Regions from separate parts of the Homo sapiens genome. Here region 1 is linked to region 2. A link is a contact called in ENCODE Hi-C or POLR2A ChIA-PET data. All regions are on one chromosome and are shown on one strand. Each heading gives the region's core, a stretch centred on a gene start or an enhancer-like site at or near the end of the contact. The rest is flanking DNA. Distances are from core to core; before and after follow the strand shown. Region 1 has its middle 53 kb from the start of LINC02991. Region 2 has its middle 38 kb from the start of LINC02991.

Region 1 (3,223 bases), core at 619-3,118, 91 kb before region 2:
AGGCACCCTTTCTGGAAATTAATGAATACTCACTATTTTTACAAAAGAAAGTATTTGAAACCTAAAATTAACCTTACAATGTCTTCATCAGATTAAATTTGTCCACTGGTTCCTTCCAAAATCCAGGCAGAAAGGAGTTCCATGCTTTCTGCGCAACTTCACTTGAGAGACGTGATGATGGAATGCAGCTCCCAGGCTGCACTCCCTTGCACGGAGGGAAGCACACCCACGGCCTATGCCCTTCCTGGTTCAAGGCCATACACAATATGCAAAATGGATTTCTCTCCTTGGTGGGTCTGATCGAGGGACTCCAGTTGTCTATGCATGGGCAGTTGTCACGTAAGTCCTCTTTAGGGATAAACTTGATGGATTTTCTTTTACTATAAATATGAAAAACCTGAAATGACCAATTCCTTTCCAAATTTGGGTGACAGCAAAGGGGCAACCTAGTAAGTTGTTGTACCATACTAAGTTACAGTACCTTCAAAAAGCCTTCATGCCCAACTGCACCCTCCCTTCCTCTTGGGAAGACAGAGGAGCCTCAACTAGAATGGATTTTACTAATGAATCCTTCCCTTCAGTGGGAAAGGATTTTCTCTTAAGAAACAGAGTAAAGTCCTTAATGTGTGAGAAATAATCGACTAGCAGCTGAGATGGTAAGTTCTCACTAGGACGCACCAGTAATTCACTGTGTGCCCACCAGAGTAGGTCCTTAAATCTTTCCAGTTCCCATGCAGTAAGCTGCACATTCATTCTCACAGGTCAAATCCAGGCCCGGTGAAGTACTCAGAGGTGTTCCTGCCATTAGTCAAATGCTGAGGCACACAGCAACAGGCTTTCTCTAAAAAGGTGCTTACTGGTTATTGTCACCAACAGACAATCTGTGGCCCAACTATTTAGTTGGAACCAGTGGATCAGTAAATAACCAGACTTATTTACTCAATGAACCTGTAACATGAGTCTTTAATTAAATGAGTTCTAAAATATGTAAATAACTTCAGAATGAATATTTTAAATACTAGTAATAATAAGAGCTTTGGCCTATTCAACATCAACCAATGATATTCACCTACCTCCATCAGCCCATCAACTTCCTCCTTTGGAAACGGAGGAAATGGAGCAAACCCCTGTTTGAGGAGCCATTGTTAAAATTAGTGAAGTGATTAAATTGGTCACCGTTCTTAGATGCAGCCTTAAGTATTCACTCTAGCTGGCTTAGGTAGGAAGGGGTTATTGATAAAACTATTTGGTAGTTTACAGAATTCCTGAGGAAGGTATAGATGAAGGTCTGAGTGCCACAACAGCAGGAACCTTGCAGGCAAAGATCACACTTGGGGACAAATAGCCCACCATGCATGGTTCTGGGGGAAGGAGCCCTGCCCCTCGCTGCATCTTTAATGCTGATGATGGACGCATAAAGCTCCACCACCTCCTGGCTTGCCTCCGTGCACAGGGCCTGCTGCAGTGACTCACTTCTGCTCTGAGCGTTCCACAAGGTTGTCTGCTGGAGGGAGCCAAGTAATCCTCCCTGCAGGGGCATCTGGAGAATGCCAGGCTCCAGAGTTAAGCAACCTATGAGGCTGTCGGAATGGGGTGGAGTGACGCACTGGACATGAGCCACCTGGGCGACTTTCCTCAATTCTCTCAGTTGCTGATCAACTCAGAAAGATAACAACAACAACAAAAAAATACAGAACAGGACTGACTCTTGGCCACCACTCCACATGGCTTCCAGAACCAGAGCAAGAGAAACAGAGAATCCATGCAAAGGAAAGTCATTTAACATTTTTTTTAAATAAAATAAGTGTTATGTGAAAAATAGTTCTGTGTCTGCTCAGCGTCGCTGTGGGAGCCCTGCTTTGGTTATGAATCACTTTTCTCCGTGAGGTTTCCACGTGCCAGCCTTGCTGGGGACCAGCTGCCTGACGTTGCAGCATCTTGGATTCCCAGGGTCTAACTTCTCCTCCGTTCTAGGACCTGCCAAGCTCTTCTTTGTTTTTCCAGAGCAGCCTCCCTTTTCTGGCCTTCCTGGAACACCTTCCTTCTGAGCAGCCTGAGGTGAACCTCTTTTCTTTCCTGGCAAAAAAAAAAAAAAAAAAAAAAAAAGAAAAAGAGGTGTCGGCGTGTGACGTGACATCACTCTCAGCTGTTTTAAATTAACCTTCCCTTTGGTTGTGCCAAGGGAAAAGATGAAACATGATTCAGTGAGAAGAAGCCTGTGTGAAACTGTGGGTTTTTTTTTTTAACTGTTCTGTTATTTTTTAAATGTGTTAAAATGCTCATGAGAGAAAAAGTGTAAAGTTTTTAAGAAGCCATGTTTCAGAGAAAAAAGAAAGAAACCTCAAAGGTGTGTTAATGATCAATGTGGTCCCTGAAGGAGCACTCACACAAAGGCCACCACCAGTGGAACAGAATGTGGTCACCCATGGAAACACCTCCATTGGAGGCTGGAGGAGGCGGCACTGGGGAAAAGAAACAGAAGAGCAGGGATTTTTCCCATATCTCTGTTCTGACCTAAGAGTAGAAACAGCACTGCTGAAAACCACCATGGCTGGGAAGTGGAACCTTGTGCTTCTCAGGCACAGCAAGCCTGTGTCTTGCCAACTCAAGGGTGCCTTGATGCTGTACTACAGTCGCCCGGGCAACCTATGCTCTCTGGAGGGTTTCTGACGTTTCAAACATAAAATTCTGGGTAGTTGAAAACTATTTCCTCACAATCTGGGAGATAAATTCATGAATAAAGTAAGACAGAAAAATAATTTTAAAATTCACTTTTCTATAGACTGAGTGTTGTATATGGGTTTTACATGGATTATTATTTAACTTCTCATAATGTTTCTGTGAAACACACAAGCGGGTACCATTTTGCAGATGGTGAAATAGAATTGGGTTAGCTAATTGGCTACTGGCACAAGGCTGGTATGTGGGAGACCCAGGACAGAGCCACGCTGCCCCCTGGAAGGCATCCACGTTGAAAGGGAGGAAAATGAGATTGGTGCCATGGTGCTGTTTCTTTCAATCTTGCTTCAAGTTATGTTTTTCTTAATATTAGTGTGTAAATAGGTTACATTGTTTATTCTTTATGTAATAAAATAATCTGTTGTTAAACCTCAAAATTCTCATTAACTGTCTGTAGTTTGTCCATCACTGCATCCCCAACATCCACACATATCTTGAATAGAGTGGGAATTCACTGAAGATTAGGTGGGTTAGTCAATTCATG
Region 2 (3,463 bases), core at 683-3,182:
GCTAAAATTCTAAGGGTCACCATCAGAGGGATAAACATAGATTGTGTTTTGTCTAATTCTGAAAGACAGAGGACAGAATATGGATTTTAAATATGTAATCAATTCAAAATAAGGCAGAAAAATATAGGATATTTAGAACAAAAAGAAATCACAAAATAAGATGGAAAAAATAATTTAAAATGTATCAGCAATCACAAAAAATATAAATGGGCAAAATTTAACAGGTAATCAAACTGTCAGATCCAATGTTTTAATTTTAATCCAGCTTTATGCTGTTTAGAGATATTTAAAACTTATGTGAATAAAAAGTTGTAAAACATATGTCAGACAAACATTATATGTGTATATTATATATGTATATAAAGACAAATATATTAGTATTTTAGCCTTCGAATTTATTTTTCCATATATTTGAAGGCTAAAATATTATGAGAAATAAAAGGAGTCACTACCAAAGAATGACAAAAGCTTAGTTCACCAGGAAGACATAAAAACTCTAAACAAAATAAACCTAATAACATGACCATAAGATCTGTAAGACTGGGACCGGTAGAATTCAAAGAGAATACATGATAAATCCACCATCATAGTAAATTTTCATATGCCTCGCTCAGTAATTGTAAAGGTAAACACAGAATTAGCAACAGTGTAAAAACTCTGAATAATGCAAGCTAGATCTAATGAAAATATATAGAATCCTACACTCAACAGTTAGAAAATATACATTCTTCCCAAGTACATATGCAACATTTATAAGAATGTCCACCAATACTAGATCAAATTTTCACAAATTTTTTAAAAATCAGTTTAAAGTAGACTACTTTTTCTTACCATAAATCCGATAATGTTAGAAATCTATAGTAAATTTAATTTGGAAATGTAAAACCACATTTCTAAATAAATGCCCCAGTTGTCATGAATTCAACTTTAATGACATTTTTAGAATTTTTCAATTCTCAGAACTGAAAAATGATGAAAAAGCTATAGCATATCAAAAATTTGATATAAGGTCTGTCAAAACTTATGGATGCAGGTCAAGCTAAGACTTCAGGAATATGTATAGCTTTCCAGTGCAAGAAGGGCTGATATTGGAGGGCTACATCTCCATACTACAGGCAAAAAAGCAGGAGCCGTCCTTCCCAAGGTCAAGAACAGGACAGGCACACTGCCCCCGCCTCTGTGCAACCTTGTTCCAGAGGCCCTAGTACCACGCCAGTGATGTTCTCAAACCCTGTGCCATGATCTCTTGCGTGTTTCAATAGTTAATGTGCTCATCTCCTTAACTAAAGTGAAAGCAACTCAACGTTATAAACCATAGCTTATTGTACTTCACCTCTTTTTGCCTCCCTTTCCTCATCTATAAAACTGGGGTAAAATACTATCTACCCAGCGAGAGGAGGGAAGGCAGCCACCCACATAACGCTCTCAGTGTCACCTCACCTGGCACCCAGCCGACTCACGGAGCCTCGCCTGTTTTTCTCCTTTGCAGCTGCCTGTCACAGGGATCAGTGCACACTTCTCAGAGTCAGAGGTCTTACAGAGAGACTCTAAGGGACCTGGTGGCCAGTCCAGTCTGGCCTTGTTTACCCTTAAACATTGACATTAAACATAAAATTGAATAAACTGCCACTAAGCTGGGGAGTATGGTCAGAAAAGAATAAGCCACGGTTGCTCCCCAGGAAGACCAACAGTTGAATAAAGAAGAAAGATTTAAAAGAAAAACAAAAAACTAATTATATTGAAACTGTAGTGAGATATAGCCACACACCTGTCAGAATGGCTAAAATAAAAATTAGTGGACCAGGCGCAATGGCTCACACCAGTAATCCCAGCAGTTTGGGAGGCTGAGGCGGCTGGATCACTTGCGGTCAGGAGCTCAAGACCAGCCTGGCCGACTTGGTGAAACCCTGTCTCTACTAAAAATAAGGACAACTGGCATGAGTCCTTTGACATAACGTTCTTGAAATGACAAAGTGATGGCGCTAGGGAGGGGTTAGCAGACACGGGGTGTGAGGGGAACAAGGAGCTAGTCGTGGCTAATAAGGGCGGCACCAGCGATCTGCAGATGGACGGACGGTTCTGTGCCTTCACTGTGGTGCTGGCTACCCAAACCTACACCAGGGGGTAAAGTGCCACAGAGATAAACACACACACAGGTGAGTGCGTGTGACACTGGTGACATCCGAACTGTGTGTGTGGATGGTACTGAGGTCAAGTTCATGGCTATAATTTGTCATGTGGTTACCTAAGACAGTACCTCAGGGGAAACAAAGTGAAAGGCACCCTGATCACTCTGTAGTGTTTCTTCAGCTGCATGTGAATCTACAGTTATCTCAAATTAAAAAAAAAAATTAAGGATAATGTGAATTCAATGACAGAGATTTACATAAAGTCCTACTTACCAGGCACCCAGTTATGCAGGTTGTATGTGTTTACTGAAGCTGCTGTAACAGATCACCACAAACTTGGTGGCTTAAAACGGTGAGGATTTACTGTCTCAGCATCCTGCAGGCTGGAAGCTGGAAATCTGGCAAGGCCATGCTCCCCGCAGGCCTCTAGGGGAGAATCTGAGCCCACACGACTCCGAGCTCTGCCTCCCTGGTCACATGGCCCCCACTCCTGTGTCTTCTCTTCTCTGTATTCTCAAATCTCCCTCTGCTTTCCTACAAGGATACATTTCATTGGATTTTTGCTCCCCTGGCTAATCCAGGATGATCTCCTTGTCTCAAGACCCTTAATGTAATTACATCTGCAAAGATCCTTCTCCACAGAAAATCACATTCACAGGTTCTGAAGATGAGGACGTAGACAGATCTGGGGGTGCCGGGGGACAATTTGACCCATTGTATGGATGAAGCCATCAGCACCCCTGGTTTTCAGGACCCTACTCCATCACCACCTAACATTATGCAAAGAAATCTGGGTGATCTTGGAGAGAATCCCAGCCTCCCCACCGCCCAGCCCATGTGGACCTTGCCAAGTTCTCAGGGAGAGGCTGCGGGGCCTGGGCTCACTTCTTGCTGAATGAGAGGTCCTCCCTCTAGACCCTGCAGGAAGATCTCCCGAAGTGCACCTGGGGGTCTCACTACCCAGGCTACAGGAGCCGGCAGATGAAAATAACCTGGATGGGGATTTGTTTGATAACCTGAGGCAGTGGAGGATCATCACGAAGGAACCCTCTGCTCCCCGAGGGTCCCCATTGCTTCTCTCTAGGGTTTCCAAGACTTGGACTAAGGCTCTGGAAGGGCTGTTTACACTGGACCTAAAAGCCAACAAGGAAACGGCAGTTTTTCATGACTCCAGGAAGAGTTAATTACAACTTGGTGGCTGATAGCTGCTGACTCTGCAAGTTTCTGAGCAAATCAGAGACTGGGCAGTGGGAGTTGGTTGAGGATCAGGGGTCTCTCTGCATCAGGCTTCTGTGGAGCTCAGGAGGCCCAGACACTAGCCAGGCACTGCCACT

Evidence for each region. A loop is a pair of places that touch in the nucleus more often than their neighbours do. ChIA-PET counts read pairs that join two places held with the same protein, here RNA polymerase II (POLR2A). Pooled maps may share reads with other maps.
Region 1: a loop to region 2 is called in a map of gastrocnemius medialis, with 2.5 times the contacts of the local background. The contact joins two enhancer-like sites. A Hi-C loop is called at or near these places in 2 of 168 maps with a recorded cell type or tissue (Jurkat and gastrocnemius medialis) and 5 of 50 pooled maps. POLR2A ChIA-PET finds 5 or more read pairs at or near these places in 1 of 52 experiments (AG04450).

Annotation. Positions count from the first base shown.
Region 1 is chr2:239,629,431-239,632,653 of GRCh38, reverse strand. No RefSeq gene overlaps it. Among named protein-coding and RNA genes, the nearest start is that of LINC02991, 53 kb to the right of the region's middle. Within about 2 kb of position 1,868, at least 5 of the 41 ENCODE cell types and tissues checked have a DNase peak (open chromatin) inside an H3K27ac peak, as active enhancers do.
Region 2 is chr2:239,538,385-239,541,847 of GRCh38, reverse strand. No RefSeq gene overlaps it. Among named protein-coding and RNA genes, the nearest start is that of LINC02991, 38 kb to the left of the region's middle. Within about 2 kb of position 1,932, at least 2 of the 41 ENCODE cell types and tissues checked have a DNase peak (open chromatin) inside an H3K27ac peak, as active enhancers do.